2 separate regions of the Homo sapiens genome follow, and region 1 is linked to region 2. A link is a loop called in an ENCODE intact Hi-C map of the cell type or tissue named here. Cell type or tissue: breast epithelium. All regions are shown on one strand. Links, peaks and the distances in the headings refer to the core of each region. The heading gives the core; the rest is flanking DNA.

The links. Peaks named below come from ENCODE experiments on the same cell type or tissue, not always from the same donor. Only the 100,000 strongest peaks of a DNase experiment are listed, where the experiment ranks them.
Region 1: it touches region 2 in a loop (4-fold over the local background); 94 of 110 quality-filtered maps call a loop at or near these places.

The regions. Positions count from the first base shown.
Region 1 is chr18:23,510,885-23,519,949 of GRCh38, reverse strand. RMC1 (regulator of MON1-CCZ1) reads right to left here. Exons shown (of 20, transcript NM_013326.5): 6 at 3,954-4,094; 7 at 3,527-3,630; 8 at 971-1,060; 9 at 776-881. It also overlaps a transcript of NPC1 not described here. Among named protein-coding and RNA genes, the nearest start is that of RMC1, 12 kb to the right of the region's middle. RefSeq lists an enhancer at 1-1,071. In breast epithelium, for the core only: a CTCF peak has its summit at 3,822 (motif pointing left); a DNase peak (open chromatin) is centred at 3,819.
Region 2 is chr18:23,585,424-23,594,670 of GRCh38, reverse strand. It overlaps NPC1 (NPC intracellular cholesterol transporter 1), which reads left to right and starts at 8,165. Exons shown (of 25, transcript NM_000271.5): 1 at 8,165-8,384. The coding sequence starts at 8,328. RefSeq lists silencers at 7,494-7,743, 8,094-8,143, 8,424-8,523 and enhancers at 8,547-9,093, 9,094-9,247. In breast epithelium, for the core only: a CTCF peak has its summit at 7,538; DNase peaks (open chromatin) are centred at 5,290, 5,660, 7,770, 8,170 and 1 weaker place; H3K4me3 peaks cover 1,842 bases; H3K27ac peaks cover 3,949 bases.

The DNA.
Region 1 (9,065 bases), core at 14-8,013, 74 kb after region 2:
AGCAGATCTCTGTCATTTCAACTGGAAACATCCTCACGTGTCACAGAGTTAGCGTCACCACCCTCTGGGAGGGTAGAGGAGGTAAGCAGCTTCTTTATATCAGAGGCCCAGCCCACAGGACCCATTCTAGTTGTCCTGGTCCACACGGCCTCAAAACCATTATCCCCCAGCACTGTCATCCATGCTCACAATTGCAACAGAGAGTTCAAGTACTCGTGGAATGGAGCGGATTCCCACCTTCTTCCAAGGTCAAATCTCAAGCGTTAGTTTCTGAAATAGTTTTGAATTATCTTTAATCAACTGACACAATCACTTTTTTCTAAACTACTTGAGACTACCAAACCCATTTCCATCTGGAAGACCAAAACTCTTAGCATAAAAATGCACTTTCTAGTCTTATTCAGACATTTTGCCAATTTTTTTTTTTTTTCGGAGACAGGATCTTGCTCCATCACCCAGGCTGGAGTGCAGTGGCGCGATCTCCACTCACTGAAGCCCCGACCTCCTGGGCTCAAGCCATCCTCCAGCCTTAGCCCCACAAGTAGCTGGGACTATAGGCGTGCACTACCACGCCCGGCTAATTTTTGTATTTTTTATATAGGTGGGGTTTTGCCATGCTGCTCAGGCTGGTCTCGAACTCCTGGGCTCAAGCAATCTGTCCGCCTTGGCCTCCCAAAGTGCTGGGATTACAGGCGTGATCCACCGTGCCCAGCCACCAATTTTCACAAGGCTTTTAAGCAACCTTAACTTTGGTAGAAACGCAGACAGCTTGTACCTCTGTATCCTGATGATGCACGACTACCAGGTTGTCCACCACGTTCAGGGCAAACTTTCCCGTCCTATTTAACTTCAATATGTGCATCTTTTTACAGGCACCTTCTCTGTAGGATAGAAAGCAAAAAACAGATCAACAAGCTGCAGTTCACATTTTAAAATCAGAGAGAGAGGGAAAACAAAGCATGAAATCTACCGTGGTAGATGATAGAGGACCACCTCCGCTCCTGTGCTGTTGGAGGTCCGAGAATGATGCCTCAAGAAGAGAACATACAGCTGCCCGTATCTAATTAGGGAACAAACAGACATAAATCACATCTGGCCATTCAAAATTCCTTTGTTCTAAATGGCATCACGGTTAAGTAAATTATAAGATATTCACTTAATGGAGTATTTTGCTGCCAACAAGTGTTTACAAAGAAACATGCAGTTACTCAAAGCCTATTATAAAGTTAAGTGGAAAAGAGAACACACACTAAACACAGCTTGATCATAATATTTTAAAAGAAAACCCCAAACCTAAGCATAGAGTCTAAAATGATTGGAAAGAAACACATGTAATAGTTATACTTGAGTGATATGCTAAGTTCATTTTCTTCTCTGTTTTCCAAGTTTTGTATAATGAATGTATATTCCTTAATAACAGGAAAATATAATCACTATTTTTTTTTTTCATTTTTCAGAGACAGGGTCTCCCTCTGTCACCCAGGCTGGAATGCAGTGGTGCAACCACAGCTCACTGCAACCTCCACCTCCTAGGCTTTGGCGATCTTCCCTCACCTCAGCCTCCCCAGTAGCTAGGACTACATGCACGTGCCACCGTGCCTGGCTAATTTTTAAATTTTTTTGTAGAAACAGGGTCTCACTATGTTGCCCGGGCTGGTCTTGAACTCCTGGCCTCAAGGCGATCCCCCTGCCTTGGCCTCCCCAGTCACTGGTATTACAGGTGTGTGCCACCATGCTCAGCCTTTTCTATTTAAGTGCCATCTAATAAATGTTGCTGTGAACAGTTCCTGAATGCATATTCTAGTCCAGTGGTAAACTCTGTGCTGGGCCTGCCCAGGGACAAGGAGGAGACCAAGGTGGGAGGGAACAGGTCCCCACCTCCACTTCAGCCAGGACTGCTCTCACTTTATCTATTGTCTAAACAGGAATGCTGGCTGGGCACGGCGGCTCATGCCTATAAACCCAGCACTTTGGGAGGATGAGGCGGGAGGATCACCCGAGCCCAGGAGTTCAAGACCAGCCTGGGCAACATGGTGAAACTCCATCTCTTCAGAAAATACAAAAATTATCCAGATGTGGTGGCATGCGCCTGTAGTCCCAGCTACTTGGGAGACTGTGGCAGGAAAATCACTTGAACCTAGAAGGCGGAGGTTGTGGTGAGCTGAGATTGTAACACTGCACTCCAGCCTGGGCAACAGAGCGACACTCTCCAAAAAAAATTTAAAAATAAACAGGAATGCCACAGAAGAGTACGTTTAAAAAAAAAGGAAGAAGAAATGAAAGAACATTATACTAACTACCATAAAGTTTGAAAGTTTGGGCCACTGTTTTAGGCCACAGAAGAATCAGAAGTAACTTAGAAGCAAAATTTTGACTATTGTCGAATCAGATACAGGCATACAGGGGTTCTTTTTTATTAGTCTCTATTGTGTGTTTAAAATTTTCATTACAAATTTAAAAACTGAGATATCCACTTTTTCAAATGAAAATATACCTCCGTACTGCCAGGCGTGGTGGCTCACGCCTGTAATCCCAACACTTTGGGAGGCTGAGGAGGGCAGATCAAGAGGTCAAGAGACCGAGACCACCCTGGCCAACATGGTGAAACCCTGTCTCTACTAAAAATACAAAAATTAGTTGGGCATGGTGGCACGCACCTGTAGTCCCAGCTACTCGGGAGGCTGAGGCAGGAGAATCGCTTGAACCTGGGAGGCGGAGGTTGCAGTGAGCCAAGATCGTGCCACTGTACTCCAGCCTGGCAACAGAGCAAGACTCCATCACAAAAACAAACAAAAAAAAAAAGTAAAAGAAAATATACCTCTATATATACGTAATTTAGTTCCATGTCTGTTACATAAAATCTTAATCTATTTTCTTATTTAGAACAATTATTATTTAACTGAGCTTTTAAAAAAAATAAACTTGGCCAGGCACAGTGGCTCATGCCTGTAATCCCAGCACTTTGGGAAGCCAAGGCAGGTGGATCACTTGAGGTCAGGAGTTCGAGACCAGCCTGGCCAACATGGTGAAGCCCTGTCTCTACCAAAAATACAAAGACTAGCCGGGCGAGGTGACGCACACTTGTAATCCCAGCTACTTGGGAGGCTGAAGCAGAAGAATCGTTTGAGCCTGGGAGGTGGAGGCTGCAGTGAGCCGACACTGCACCACTGCACTCCAGCCTAGGGGACAGAACAAGACTCTGTCTCGAAAAAAAAAAAAAAAGAAGAAGAAATTCTAAAACAAAGATACTAAGAAATAAATTGGTTCAATGTTCTTGTTTTATCAGGCTAGAAAGGTAAAGGAATTCCTTAGCATCACAAAGCTGATAAAAATCAAAAAGGAATGCCAAAAACACTGCAGGTTTTCTATGTTCACAGGACCTATACACTGAATACCCAGAACAAGGGGAGTCCTCCTTATGTGTTCTAGGGGTCAGGGCATCACGTGGTGCTTGTAACACACTCCTTCTATTATTTATATTACTGAAAGCAATCACAGGATGGAATTCTCTCTGACACGGACATACATGGTAGCCATTGCGATGTCTCTTTCGGAAAGGCTGGGTTTAGTTGACTTAGGCGCAGCTGGTAATTCAATCTCAAATTTGGGCAGCTTCGACATAGTGCCAGCCTGTTTAGGGGGAAAATGTTTTAGGAAAAGCTTATTAAACCCCTTCAATGTTTCATCATTCCCTGTGTAAAACCAACAAGGATAAACACAGACTTCGTCTTTGGATCCTTTCCACCGTCCCCCATGTCCTCTCACAGCCTGTCTGCCCAGCATAGAATGAATGGCTCCAGGAGCTGACGGGTATACAGAGTGCCCTCTAGTGGTCAGAGCGGTGACGTTACGGCTAGAGGAACCTGTCCCTAACGTGCCTGACACATTAGGATGCTACAGGAACAGGGGACAACTGGGGAAAGGTGTTTTTTTCAGGGGAGGCTTCCTCTTACCCTAAAGTGAAAAGGCTGCAGGACATTCTCCAGGACCGTGGTAGACAGCAAGATCACGGCGCTCTCGGGGCAGTACATGTACCAATTCACATTGAGATTGTGGCTCTTCAAGAGTTTCAGACTCCGTTTCTCTGGTAATACCTGAAGCAGAGTTTAAGAAACAGGATCTTCATTTAAAAAACGGCAAACTAATCCCAGCACTTTGGGAGGCTAAGGTGGGCGGATCACCTGAGGTCAGGAGTTCGAGACCAGCCTGGACAAAATGGTAAAACCCCATCTCTACTAAAAATACAAAAATTAGCCAGGCGTGGTGGCACATGCCTGTAATTCCAGCTACTCAGAAGGCTGAGGCACAAGAATTGCTTGAATGAACCCAGGAGGCAGAGGTTGCAGTGAGTCAAGATTGCACCATCACACTCCAGCGTGAGTGACAGAGCGAGATTCAGTCTCAATTAATAAATAAATCAATAACAGCAAACTGTCAGAAGATCCTTACAGTGCGCTCTGAGAATAAAAAGCAGAAGAAACCCACTAAGTGAAATGAACATTCTCACTTGTACTTATTACAGCTACTACTTAACCAGCCCTATGCTTGGTGCTTTACAGAGCCTCCTAACTCATTTACTCTTTGCCACGACTGAGAGGCAGGCATCACTGGCCCTATTAGCCAGATGAGAAACAAGGCTCCAAGAGTGGATTAGGGAACCTGCCCCTTAACAAAGCAATTATAGCCTGGGTAGGCTGTTTCCCTCCAAAATCCTTATCTGTGCCTCCACATGCCTGGGCATGTGGAGCACATGGATACACCTAAGAGCAATTTACAACAAATTTCTCCTCATCCAGGAAACGGCCAAAAGAAACTGACACCTCCAGGACCCCATGTGTTAACTCGGCCACCTCCCAGACCATGGCAGATCTGCCTTCTGCTTGGCCTCCACCTCGACTCCAGTCTACACTGGGCCTGGGAGGAGCTCCCTTCTTCTAGCAGATGTGTTCATAAGACTCCATACAAATGCAGTACTTTATAATCCAGGCACATTTTCAATGTACCCTAAATATTCCGATATTACAGAACACTGTACAGAGCCCCCAAGACATTAATGCTCATGGTACACTGCACTGAAGAACTGCTGCGCAAGTCAGGGGCAGGAGCCGTAAGCTTCTTAAGAACTATAATAATTAGGATGTGCTAGAGTCTTCTTTCTTTTTAACTTTTTTCTTGAAGATCTGAAGCCATCTAGGTAACCTTAAGGTATACTTTCCCACTGCAGAGAACAGAAAGACAGACTTTTAAATGATTACCATAGGGAACTCCCCCAGAAAGCAAGCCATCCTTCCCATGCAATCACATGTACAAAATTCTATTTCTGTGTGTATGGAATTTGTCTAAAGTTTGTTTAAAGTTCTCCTATTGGTCATTACAAATTTTTTTTTTTTTTGAGACGGAGTTTCACTCTTGTTGCCCAGGCTGGAGTGCAGTGGCACAATCTCGGCTCACCGCAACCTCCACCTCCCACGTTCAAGGGATTCTTCTGCCTCAGCCTCCCAAGTAACTGGGATTATAGGCGCCCACCACCACACCCAGCTAATTTTTGTATTTTTATTTTGAGACAGTAGAGACGGCACTTAGTAAAGATGGAGTTTAATAGAGACGGGGTTTCGCCATGGCGGCCAGGCTGGTCTCGAACTCCTGACCTCAGATGATCGCCCACCTCGGCCTCCCAAAGTGCTAGGATTACAGGCATGAGCCACCGTGCCCAGCCAGTCATTACTAAGATTTCGATGATGGCCTTACAGCAAAGCACCATGGCATTAACACACAGGTGTATTTTCTCTAACCATACATTCTAAATTATATGACTTTCATTAGGTCAACAAAATTAAAACCTGAAAGAACTCTTAACACCCTCTAAATTAGTTCCCCTTAGAGATCTCAGAAGCATGCTTAATAGGTCAGGAAGCTGGAACAGATGAAAAGAAACAGGCAGGTACATCAAAGGACACAATCCACAGAGTGGAAAGGCAACCTCCGGATTCGGAGAAAATACTTGCAAATTGTATCTCTAAGAAGGTGTTAATATCAGAATATATAAAGAACTACAATTCAACAAATAATAGTAATTTGATTTTAAAAATAGGCACAATGACCCGAATTAGTCATTTCTCCAAAGATGATACACAAAGTGGCCAAAACACACACACAAAAGTGCTCAACATCACTAATCAACAAAGAGCGCAAATCAAAACCACAATTAAGATGGCTAGTATCAAAAACAAAACAAAACAAAACAGCAAGTGTTGGTGAGGATATGGAGAAACTGGGACCCTTGTACACTTGGAGGGATTGCAAAATGGTGTAACTGCTATGGAAAACAGTATAGCGGTTCCCTAAAATATTCAGAAACAGAACTACCATCTGCTCCAGCAATCTCACTCTGGGTATAAATCTAAAAGAACTGAAAACGGGATCTTGAAGCGGTATCTGCATACCTGTATTGACAGCAGCACTATTCACAATGGCCAAGAGGCAGAAGCAACCCAAATGTCCCTCAACAGATGAATGGATAAGCAAAATGTGGTGTATACGCTCAGTGCGGTATTATCAGTCTTAAAAAGGAAACCCTATCACATGCTATGGCATGGGGGAACCTGTAGGAAATTATGGTAGATGAAATAAGCCAGTCACAAAGGGACAAATACTGTATAATTTCACTTATATGAAGTATAAAAGGTAATCAAATTCGGCCGGACACAGTGGCTCACGCCTGTAATCCCAGCACTTTGGGAGGCTGAGGTGAGTGGATCACCTGAAGTCAGGAGTTCAAGACCAGCTTGGCCAACATGGTGAAATCCCATCTCTACCAAAAATACAAAAATTAGCCAGGCGTGGTGGCGCACACCTGTAATCCCAGCTATTCAGGAAGCTGAGACAGGAGAATCGCCTGAACCCAGGAGACAGAGGTTGCAGTGAGCTGAGATCACGCCACTGCACTCCAGCCTGGGCAACAGAGCAAGACTCCATCTTAAAAAAAAAGGAGTCAAATTCATAGAAACAGAAAGTAAAATAGAGATTGCTGGGGCTGCAGGGAAGGGATAAGGGGAGTTGTTTACTGGATAGTTTTGGTTTCACAAGATGAAAAAAGTTCTGGAGCTATTTCATAACAATGTGAATGAATATACTTAACACTACTGAACTGAACACTTAAAAACAGTTAAGATAATAAATGTTGTATGTTTTTTTACCACAGTAAAAAAAATATTTTTGACCACACACAGTGGCTCATGCCCATAAATCCCAGCACTCTGGGAGGCCAAGGCAGAAGAATGGCTTGAACCTAGGAGTTCAAGACCAGTCTAGGCAACACAGCAAGACCTCATCTCTACAAAAAAAAAAAAAGGAAAAAAAAATTAAGTTGGGCGTGCTGGCACACACCTGTAGTTCCAGCTACTCAGGAAGCTGAGGTGGGAGGACTACGTGAGGCTAGGAGGTCGAGGCTGCAGTGAGCCGTGATTGTGCCACTGTACTCCAGCCTGGGTGACAGAGATCCTGTCTCAAAATAATTATTACAAAATAAAAAAATTTTAAGAGGAAGTTAACAAAATACAAATGGACAATATACAAATGAAAAGATGCTTACTTCCCTAGTAATGTAAAATGCAAATTAAAATGTCTTTCGGCCAGGCATGGTGGCTCACGCCTGTAATCCCAGCACTTTAGGGGGCCGAGATAGGTGGATTATTTGAGGCCAGGGGTTCAAGACCAGCCTGGCCAACATGGTGAAACCCCACCTCTTCTAAAAATACAAAAATTAGCCAGGCGTGGTGCTGGGCGCCTGTAGACCCAGCTACTTGGGAGGCTGAGGCAGGAGAATTGCTTGAACCCAGGAGGTGGAGGTTGCCGTGAGCCGAGATCGCACCATTGCACTCCAGCCTGGGCGACGGAGTGAGACTCTGTCTCAGAAAAAAAAAAAAAAAAAAAAGTCTTTCTACCTCTCAGGTTGGCAAATGTCTATAGACTGATAATATCCAGTCCTCCTAAAGGTATGAAAAGCAGAAGTTCCTATATTGCTAGTGAAAATACACATGTCTAGAAGAAATTTGGCGATACTGGTTCAGCTTTTCAGATGTTCGTACCTATACTGCAACTCTCCCTCTAATATAAAGAAGTGTGTACAAGCATGTTACTGAAGGGTTATTTGTAATCACAAAAAAATGGAAAACCAGCCAATGTCCAATAACAAGAAAATTTTTAAACTGCAGTCCATCCATACAGTGGAATACTACCCAGTCAGAATAAAATATAGAAAGATGTCCAAGATACACTTTGGACAAAAAAAAAAAAAGCTAGCTGCAAAAGTTTATATACAACATTCCCCTTTTTGTTAAAAAGAAGTTTGTATTTATTTTTAAAAATAGAGGAATATGCACCAAACTGTTCATAATAATTATTTATCGGGATTATAGGGAACATTTGCTTTCCATATTACATATCTTGCAATGTTTGAATGTTTTTTGTTTTAACTTTTAGGTTCAGGGATAGATGTGAAGGTTTGTTACATACGTAAACTCATGTCACGGGGTTTGTGGTACAGATTATTTCATCACCCAGGTATTAAGTCCAGTACCCAATAGTTATCTTTTCTGCTCCTCTCCCTCCTCCCACCCTCCCCTGCTCAAGTAGCCCCCCGTGTCTGTTGTTTCCTTCTTTGCATTCATAACTTACATTTAGCTCCCACTTAGAAGTGAGATCATGTGGTATTTGGTTTTCTGTTCCTGTGTTAGTTTGCTAAGGATGATGGCCTCCAGCTCCATCCATGTTCCCACAAAAGACATGATCTTGTTCATTTTTATGGCTGCATAGTATTCCATGGTATATATGTACCACATTTTCTTTATCCAATCTGTCACTGATGGGCATTTAGGATGATTCCATGTCTTTGCCATTGTGAACAGTGCTGCAATGAACATTCACGTGCATGTGCCTTTATGGTAGAATAATTTATATTCCTCTGCATATTACACCCAGTAATGGGGCTGCTAGGTCAAACAGTAGTTCTGCTTTTAGCTCTCTGAGGAATCGCCATACTGTTTTCCACAAAGGTTGAACTAATT
Region 2 (9,247 bases), core at 921-8,920:
TCAACAAAGGAATTCAGCTAGGCACAGTGGCTCACATCTATAATCCCAGCACTTTGGGAGGCCAAGGCGGGCAGATCACTTGAGGCCAGGAGGTCGAGACCAGCCTGGCCAACATGCCGAAACCCTGTCCCTACTAAAACTTAATAAATTAGCCAGGTGTGGTGGTGGGCGCCCATAATCCCAGCTACTCAGGAGGCTGAGGCAGGAAAATCACTTGAACCCAGGAGGCGGAGGTTGCAGTGAGCCAAGATCGCACCACTGAACTCCAGCCTGGGCGACAGAGTGTGACTCCATCTCAAAAAGTAAAAATAAAATAAAGTAAAATAAAAATAACATAAAGGAAGTTAATTAAAGATCTTCAGTTCTTAGGTGACATGTCAGCCTTATCTCTGTCAACAGAAAAAATTCCTTCCGCTATCTTTGGTTCTTCTTCCCTCCCTCACTAGGATTGAATCCTCCGAGCTTTAATGAGTGAAATGCTGTTGTTATTCCTACATTTCAAGTTTTAAGAATAGTCTTAGAAAGTCTTCAGTTTACAGGAGTTGGACTCTCCATTTTAGGAAACATTTGATCAAAAACCACCCCTGGCAAAGGAAACTATGTCCTGTGAGCAAATCCTGCAGGGAAGGCAATGCCAGTTTGAAACCCTGACTGCTAAACCACAAGTCATTCCAACTCTGGTAGCATCCTAACTGAGTGGAAGTTACACCACAACCCATGACTGGATTAATCACCAACTCAAACATCCTTCCTTACTAGGATGAGTAACATTTTACCAGAATTCTGAGCAACAATGCCCATTTCCGAGTAGGTCATAACCATTGGTACTAAAGTCATGAGTTGTAGCTGTAAGCTATTTTAAATGAAGATGTCTATAAAATTTGGCTTGCGTAAGTAAAGAGTTTAAAAAGTCTATCACAGAACCCAAAGTAATTGAGTGTGTATACTGAACACATGACCTGTACAACAGTGCTCACAGCACCTTTATTTGTAACAGCCCAAACTGGAAGAAGAAACAACCCAGATGTCTGCCATGATATGTTTGAGCCATGGAATACTACACAGCAATTCTTTTAAAAGATGCTACCACCACAAGTAATGTGGATGAGCCACACACATAATGTTCAGTGAAAGAAACCAGACGCAGAGGAGTATGATTCCCTTTACATGAAGTTCAAGGACAGGCAAAACCAACTTACAGTGAGAGAAATCAGAAGAGTGGTTGCCTCCCGGTTAAAGGAGGGGTGATGATATCGACTGGGAAAGGGGCATAAAGGAGGCTTCTGAAGTGCTAAAGTTTCCATATCCTTCCTCTGGGTGTTGGCTACATGGATGTTGTGGTTGCCAGCCTCCAAGATGGCCCCAGTGCTCCCCTCCTCTTGTCCTTGTCTGGTCCCCTTCCTACACTGCATCAGGACTGGTCTGTGTGCCCAGTATTACATGGCAGAAGTGATGGCATATAACATTTGAGGCTAACTCATAACAGACATTATGGCTCTGCCTTGCTCTCAATCCCTTTTGGATCACTCCTTCTGGAGGAAGCCAGCTGCCAAGTCCTGAGGACACTCAGCAGCCTATGGAGAGGAGGAACTGAGGCCTCCTTCCCACAGCATCTTTTTTTTTTTTTTTTTTGAGACAGAGTCTTGCTCAGTCACCCAGGCAGGAGTGCAGTGGCATGATCTCAGCTCACTGGAACCTCGGCCTCCTGGGTTCAAGCAATTCACCTGCCTCAGCCTCCCGAGTAGTTGAGATTACAGACATGTGCAACCATGCCCGGCTAATTTTTGTATTTTTAGTGGAGACAGGGTTTCACCATGTTGGCCAGGCTGGTCTCGAACTCCTGACCTCAAGTGATCCGCCCACCTTGGCCTCCCAAAGTGCTGGGATTACAGGTGTGAGCCACCGAGCCCAGCTTCCCACAGCATCTTCAACAGCAGATCCTCCAGCCCCAGTCAAGCCTTCAGATGATGGTAGCCTGGGCCAACTTCTTGGCCATAACCTCAGGAGAGACCCTGAGCCAGAACCACCTAGAACCACCCAAATCCCTGACTGGCAGAAACTGGGATAAAATAAATGTTTGTTCATTTAATATACTAAGTTTTGGAGTAATTTGTTATTCAGTAATAGACAACTAATAAAAGTGTTTAACACATAAAAGAAACTTGGCTGGGCGCAGTGGCTCATGCCTGTAATCCCAGATCTTTGGGAGGCCAAGGCAGGTGGATCACTTGAGTCCAGGAGTTTGAGACCACCCTGGGCAACATGGCGAAACCCCGTCTTTACTAAAAATACACAAATTAGCCAGGCATGGTGGAGTGTGCCTATGATCCCAGCTACTTGGGATGCTGAAGCACAAGAATCACTTGAACCCAGGAGGCAGAGTTTACAGTGAGCCAAGATCACACCACTGCACTCTAGCCTGGGTGACACAGTGAGACTCAGTCTCAAAAAAAAAAAGTAGAAAACTCATCAAGCTGTACAGCTAAGTTCTGTATACCTCATATATGAATATTATATCTTAATTAAAAGGAAAAGTCTATTAACAAAAAGAGTTCTCAAAAATGCTCAACCTGAACCTCCTTAGGGGGTTGGCAGAAGCATTAACTAAAGCTCTCCTATATTTCACCAAAATGTGTTGGCAATTCGTAGCCTGCTGGAGGAAGGGAGGTGTGAGCTGTTCCCTGTGTTCAGCTGGACAGCCTCCCACTCTCTATAGGCGCTTCTTTTAGAGCCAGCTCCACTGCTGGTCCTGGAGGTTTTTTGGGGAAGGCGATCAAAAAATTTACAATGTCCATGACTACTATAGGGAATAGTTCTACGATGCTGGCTGCGAAAACCAGATCAACTTATTAGGCACAGTAGACACAGTGATAATTTTACTGTCCCATGAAAATGTTTTAATTTTAATTTCTTTTGAAATCAGAACAAAAATAAGAATACTGTAATAATGAGCATATAATAATGAATTCAGCCAGCGTTATATGTGTCTTTATAATGCAATTGGAAACTCTCATTTTAAATTTTTTTTTTTGAAGGAAAAAGGGGTCCTTAAAGGCAAAGGTGCCTGGGGCCCACACAAGTCATAATGCAGCCCTGAGTAAAAGGAAAGGTGCTAGGGACTGAATTGTGCTCCCCCAAATGTCTTGTGTTGAAGCCCTAACCCCCCAAGGTGACTGTATTTGAAGATAAGGCTTTTAGGAGGTAATTAAGGTTAAATAAAGTCATAAGGGAGGGGCCTTAATTCAATAGGATTGTTGAAGAAGAGGAAGAGAGAGAGAAATCTTTCTCCCTGAAAGCACACACTTAAGGAAACACCATCTGGGGACACAGGGAGAAGGTGCTGTCTACAAGCCAGGAAGAGAGCCCTCACCAGGAACCAAATAAGCTCCCCATGCTGATCTTGAACTCTCTAACCTCTAGAACTGTAACAGATAAATTCCTATTGTTTAAGTCACACCAGTCTTTGGTATTTTGTGCAATGGCCTCAGACGTCACTAAATGACATTGATTACATTCTATTACCCCAAAACCCTAGTTCTATCTTCATTTTCTGTTATTGAACTTTAGGCTTCAGGTTAGGAACTAGGCAAGCTTGCAATTTGTTAGGTAAGTAGGCATTCTTTTTTTCTCTGCCTATTTGAAGGACTACCTACTTTGAAGGTTGCAGATCAGCAGCAGAAAAAAATTTTTTAAAAAGCTTTTTAAAAAAATTTTAGAAGAAATCAAAGGTTTTTTTGGTAATAAAATTTTATTGGCTTGGCATGGTGGTTCATACCTATTATCCAGCACTTTGGAGGCTGAGGCAGGAGGATCACTTTAGCCAGGGAGGTCAAGGCTGCAGTGAGCTGTGATCATGCCACTAGACTACAACCTGGGTGACACAGTGAGACTCTGTCTCAAAAGAAAAAAGAAAAAAGCACAGAAAAATAAATAAAATTACTTATAAATGTGTGAAAAGATTTTTAATCTCACTTATAATTAAAGAAATACAAATCAAAGCATCCTAATTTTATTTTATTTATTTTTTTTTTTGAGACGGAGTCTTGCTCTGTCGCCCAGGCTGGAGTGCAATGGCGTGATCTCGGCCACTGAAACCTCCACCTCCTGGGTTCAAACAATTCTCCTGCCTCAGCCTCTTGAGTAGCTAGGATTACAGGTGTGTGCCACCACGCCCAGCTAATTTTTTTTTTTTTTTTTGAGACGGAGTCTCGCTCTGTAGCCAGGCTGCAGTGCGGTGGGGCGACCTCGGCTCACTGCAACCTCCAACTCCCTGGTTCAAGTGATTATCTCACCTCAGCCTCCCGACTAGCTGGGATTACAGGCATGCACCACCACCCCCGGCTAATTTTTGTATTTTTAGTAGAGACGGGGTTTCACTATGTTGGCTAGGATGGTCTCGATCTCCTGACCTCATGATCCACCCACCTCAGCCTCCCAAAGTGCTGAGATTACAGGTGTGAGCCATCACGCCCAGCCTAATTTCTTGTTGCCCAGACTGCAGTGCAATGGCGCAATCTCAGCTCCCTGCAACCTCCGCCTCCCAGGTTCAAGAGATTCTCCTGCCTCAGCCTCCTGAGTAGCTGGAATTACAGGCATCCACCACCATGCCTGGCTAATTTTTTGTATTTTTAGTAGAGATGGAGTTTCACCATGTTGGCCAGGCTGGTCTTGAACTCCTGACCTCAGGTGATCCACTTGCCTCGGCTCCCAGAGTGCTGGAATTGCAGGCATGAACCACCGCGCCTGGCCAATTTTTGTATTTTTAATTGAGACGGAGTTTCAGCATGTTGGCCAGGCTGGTCTCGAACTCCTGACCTCAGGTGATCCACCTGCCCCGGCTTCCCAAACTGCTGAAATAATAGGCGTGAGCCACCGTGCCCAGCCCCAATATTTTTTAAAATAAGAAACAAAATAAATAAAATCACAGATTGCATTTAGGTACTTCCATACATTGCTGGCTGCAATTTCTTTGGAGGGCAATTTGACAACAATCAAAACTTAAATACCCATTTCCTTTGATCCAACAATATAAAAGTATTTCCAACAGTTCTATTTGCGCATGATTGCAAAGATTTACATCCAAGAATGGGCCAGGAGTGGTGGCTCACGCCTGTAATCCCAGCACTTTAGGAGGCTGAGGCAGGCAGATTGCTTGAGCCCAGCAGTTCAAGACCAATCTGGGCAACATGGTGAAACCCCGTCTCTACAAAAAATACAAAAATTAGCCAGGAGTGGTGGTGCACAGGTGGGAGGATCGCTTGAGCCCAGGAGGTAGAGGCTGCAGCGAGCCATGATCATGCCACTGCACGCCAGACTTGGCAACAGAGTGAGACTCTGTCCCAGAAAAAAACATTTTTAAAAGATACAAGGATGTTCATTGCATCATTTCCAGTAACAAGTGACAAGCTAAATGCCCAAGAAGAGACTGATTAAATAAGTTACATAGTGGATCAAAAATTATTAACGTAAGTATTTCTAGCCTTCCCCTACCATCTGCCAGCTACAGATAATTTAGTCTTGGGTCAACTTTCTCCTCTCCCTCTACAAGGGAAATGTTCAAAAGTGTTTAGACTTTGGTGATGCAGCATGATTGGGAAAGCAGAGGGCACAGAAAGATGCCAGGCTTTGTGGTCTCCAGGCAAGCTCAGGAATGTGACAAAGCATACCGAAAAGAAAAGCGGGCTGGGAGCAGTGGCTCACGCCTGTAATCCCAGCGCTTCAGGAGTCTGAGGCTGGTGGATTGCTGGAGGCCAAGAGTTAAAGACCAGCCAGGCCAACATGGTGAAACCCCATCTCTAATGAAATCCAAAAAAAAATTAGCTGGGCGTGGTAGCGCACACCTGTAATCCCAGCTACTCGGGAAGCTGAGGCATGAGAATCTTTGGAGCCGGGGATGTGGAGGTTGCAGTGAGCTGAGATCATGTCACTGCACTCCAGCCTGGGAGACAGAGCAAGACTCTGTCTCAAAAAAGAAAAAAGGAAAAGGAAAGATAAATTTATAATGTATTGCCAGGACCACACAAACCCTTCATATGTACCAGGAATGCAAGTAGAGGAATTGAGTTATTTTGAAATACTTGTTGGCTGGTGATTTATATTTCATTGATTTAGACACTGCTCTGAGTATGGCTTCAGAAGTGTTACATACGCATAATAAAATCCTTTACAGCTATTAAAAGGAGTGAGGTAGGAAAGCATACTGCTAAAAGCAAAGAAGCCAGATGAGAACTGTGTACTGTACATCCCCACTTGTTTAAAACGTTTGTATATTATATTCACATATGTATGCTTTCCACTACATAGAAGTTTTCTGGAAGGTATTTCTGCACATTTATAAAGATGCACATCTAATAATTTCATTTCCCCCCATTTTCTACTTATTGCTCTGAGGTCAACACTGAATAGTCCTTATGAAGATGGTATTGAATATTCTTTCAACAAAAAAGTCTCCGGATCTCAACTACTGGAGCTCAGAAAACGATACCCCAAAGTAGGAGGCTTTGGCATGCTAAGTACTTTGAACTAAAGGAGATTAGGTCTCAGTAGCAGCCTCAGAAACAAAGTCTACCCATGACTTTCTCCTGCCCTCCTGTCTCCAGCGGTCTTGCACCCCTGAAGTAAGTCACAGGAACCAGAATTCTTCTTCCCCAAGGAGGGTTATGGAAACTTAGAACCTTCAAAGTAATTTATAAACTTGGAAATCTTACTGTAACATTTTCTTCTACCTCTCTCTGTCTTTGAGACAGGGTCTTGCTCTATCACCCAGGCTGGAGTGCAGCAGCATGATCATAGACAACTGTAGCCTCCTGGGCTCAAGCAATCCTCCTGCCTCAGCCTCCTTAGTAGCTGAGACTACAGGTGTGTGCCACTATGCCCAGCTAACTTAAAAAAAATTTTTTTTTTGTATAGAGGGAGTCTTGCTACATTGCCCTGGCTGAGAATTTACATTTCTAACAAGTTCCAAGGAGATGCTCCTGCTGCTGGTCTGGGGATGGCCGTTTGAGGATCCCTGCATGAAGGCATACACAGGACTTGATCCTCAGTGGGGGCACCAGGAGCTGGAGCCTGGGGAGTGGGAAGCGAGAGCACAGAGCTGACTGAGGACCACGAGGTCGTCGTGGAGGACCTAGGCTGAAGGTCCTGAAGAAATCCCCATAGTTTCACTGCCAGGCCAGCCAGGTGGACATCTCAGGGCTGAGGAGGTGAGAAGGCAAGACAGAAAGTGAAACAGCACTTTATAGGATAGGGATGGGAAGGTCATCTGCATCATGGGACTCCTTGGGGAGGGGTTCGGTCATTGCTCCAGATGAAGGTTTAGTCTTTTCATCGTAAATTTGCTTTCACTGTTGGGAAAGAGATCTTCACCTCCATTTTCTTAACTTCAAAATGGAAATGACAGATGCTTTTGAGTGGTCTGAATACTTGAAATTTGAGGGAAAACGTTACCAGAAACACATACAACTAGAGTTAAAGATAAATACATATATCAAACGCATGGCTCAAAAATGACAACGCGTCTTCTTTATCTGCCTTCACGTAGAACTTAAAACAGACCCTGGTCCCCACCTCGGGGTTTCCTCGCGCCCACGGGCTGCGCTGCGCAGCTGGGCCAGCAGGTGGCGAGGCTCCCGCACTTTTTTTCCCGGGCCTGGCCGCACCGCCACCGCCCACCCCGCGCTCCGCCCCGCCCCGCCCCGCCGCACTCGCGGATCGTCACACGGTCAGGCCACCGCGCGTCACCGCCCCGGGCTCTGCTAGAAAGTGCCGGGGTCCAGATTCCTTTCAGGTGACTGGGTTGGGAGGAGAAGTCGCTCAGCGTAATTGTCGGAGCCGAAATAAACAGAGACTCCGCGGCCGGGCGGGACCTTACCCGGAAGTCCCCCAGAACAGCACTACCCTTCGCTGAAACCTCGCCCGCCCCCTCCAACCCAGAGACGAAAAGGGAAAGCATCACGGCCAGAAACCGTTGGCACAACTCCACAGATACTCTCCCGGGCCGAGCCAGACTCCATAAGTCCCGCGCCTGGCCCCCGGGGATTGCAGGGGCTGAGGAGAAGGGCAACACGGGGACCTTGAAGCGGGGTCGCGGCGGCGCCCCAGCCCGGGCCAGGGAGTCCCGGCAGCGGCACCTCCCAGAAAGGGCGGAGCCGACGACGCCTTCTTCCTTCCTGACCGGCGCGCGCAGCCTGCTGCCGCGGTCAGCGCCTGCTCCTGCTCCTCCGCTCCTCCTGCGCGGGGTGCTGAAACAGCCCGGGGAAGTAGAGCCGCCTCCGGGGAGCCCAACCAGCCGAACGCCGCCGGCGTCAGCAGCCTTGCGCGGCCACAGCATGACCGCTCGCGGCCTGGCCCTTGGCCTCCTCCTGCTGCTACTGTGTCCAGCGCAGGTGAGCGGTCGCCGGCCACCGGGACGCCCTGTGGGGACGTGGCGGGGCCGAGAGCCGGGGAAGGCGACGGGCCCAGCGACGGCTCAGGCCCGGGTCCTGGGGAAGTTGGTCTGGCGATGGAGAGCTCGGAGGTTCCTCACTTGTCCTGTTTCTGTCTCCGGCCACGCTCTCTTTCCTGTGGTCTGGAAGAGGGTGGCAGTGGGGGCTTGGGTGACCTGTTCTGAGCTTGTTCCATCTGTGGTCACCTAATTTCTCTGTGTAGGATGTGGCACCAGAAGAAGGGAGGAAAGTGGGTAGAGTGGGATAGGGACACTACTTGCTTTTTAAAAAATTCTGCTACATGCGCACGAACTCCAAAATTTAGGAGCTCTAACCACTTTATTTCCTCTTCTCATCACCTGAGGATGGAGGTGGAAGCAGAGGTAAAGAGACACAAACTTCCTCAAGCACCCGGTGAAACTGCCTTGAGTACTTGACATAAGTCAGCTTGGTCTTCTAAAGAGGGCAGGTTACTTTTCATCAACTCCTTTTTACACCTCAGGACACTGAGACTCACAGGGCGGTATTGAATTTCCCCTTGTCACTATTAGCCAGCGACAGGATGGGGCCTGGAACTCGGTGTCCTGCTGACTCCTTCTGGGGGCTTTTGCTTGGTTTAATAGCTTTGGGAAAGAGCACCTCAGTATTTGTGTGTCTGTAGTTTCCTCTTTTAAAACTGGAGTGGGGCAGTGTCACGCTGTGACTCGTTAAACCAAATCAGGATGAGAGTGCCTCCGGGGAATTGTGTCCTTGTGCACATTAACGCCCCTCACATAGGTGTGGCGTCAATAGGAAGTGGTGAATCAGGGGAGAGGGGGTTCCGT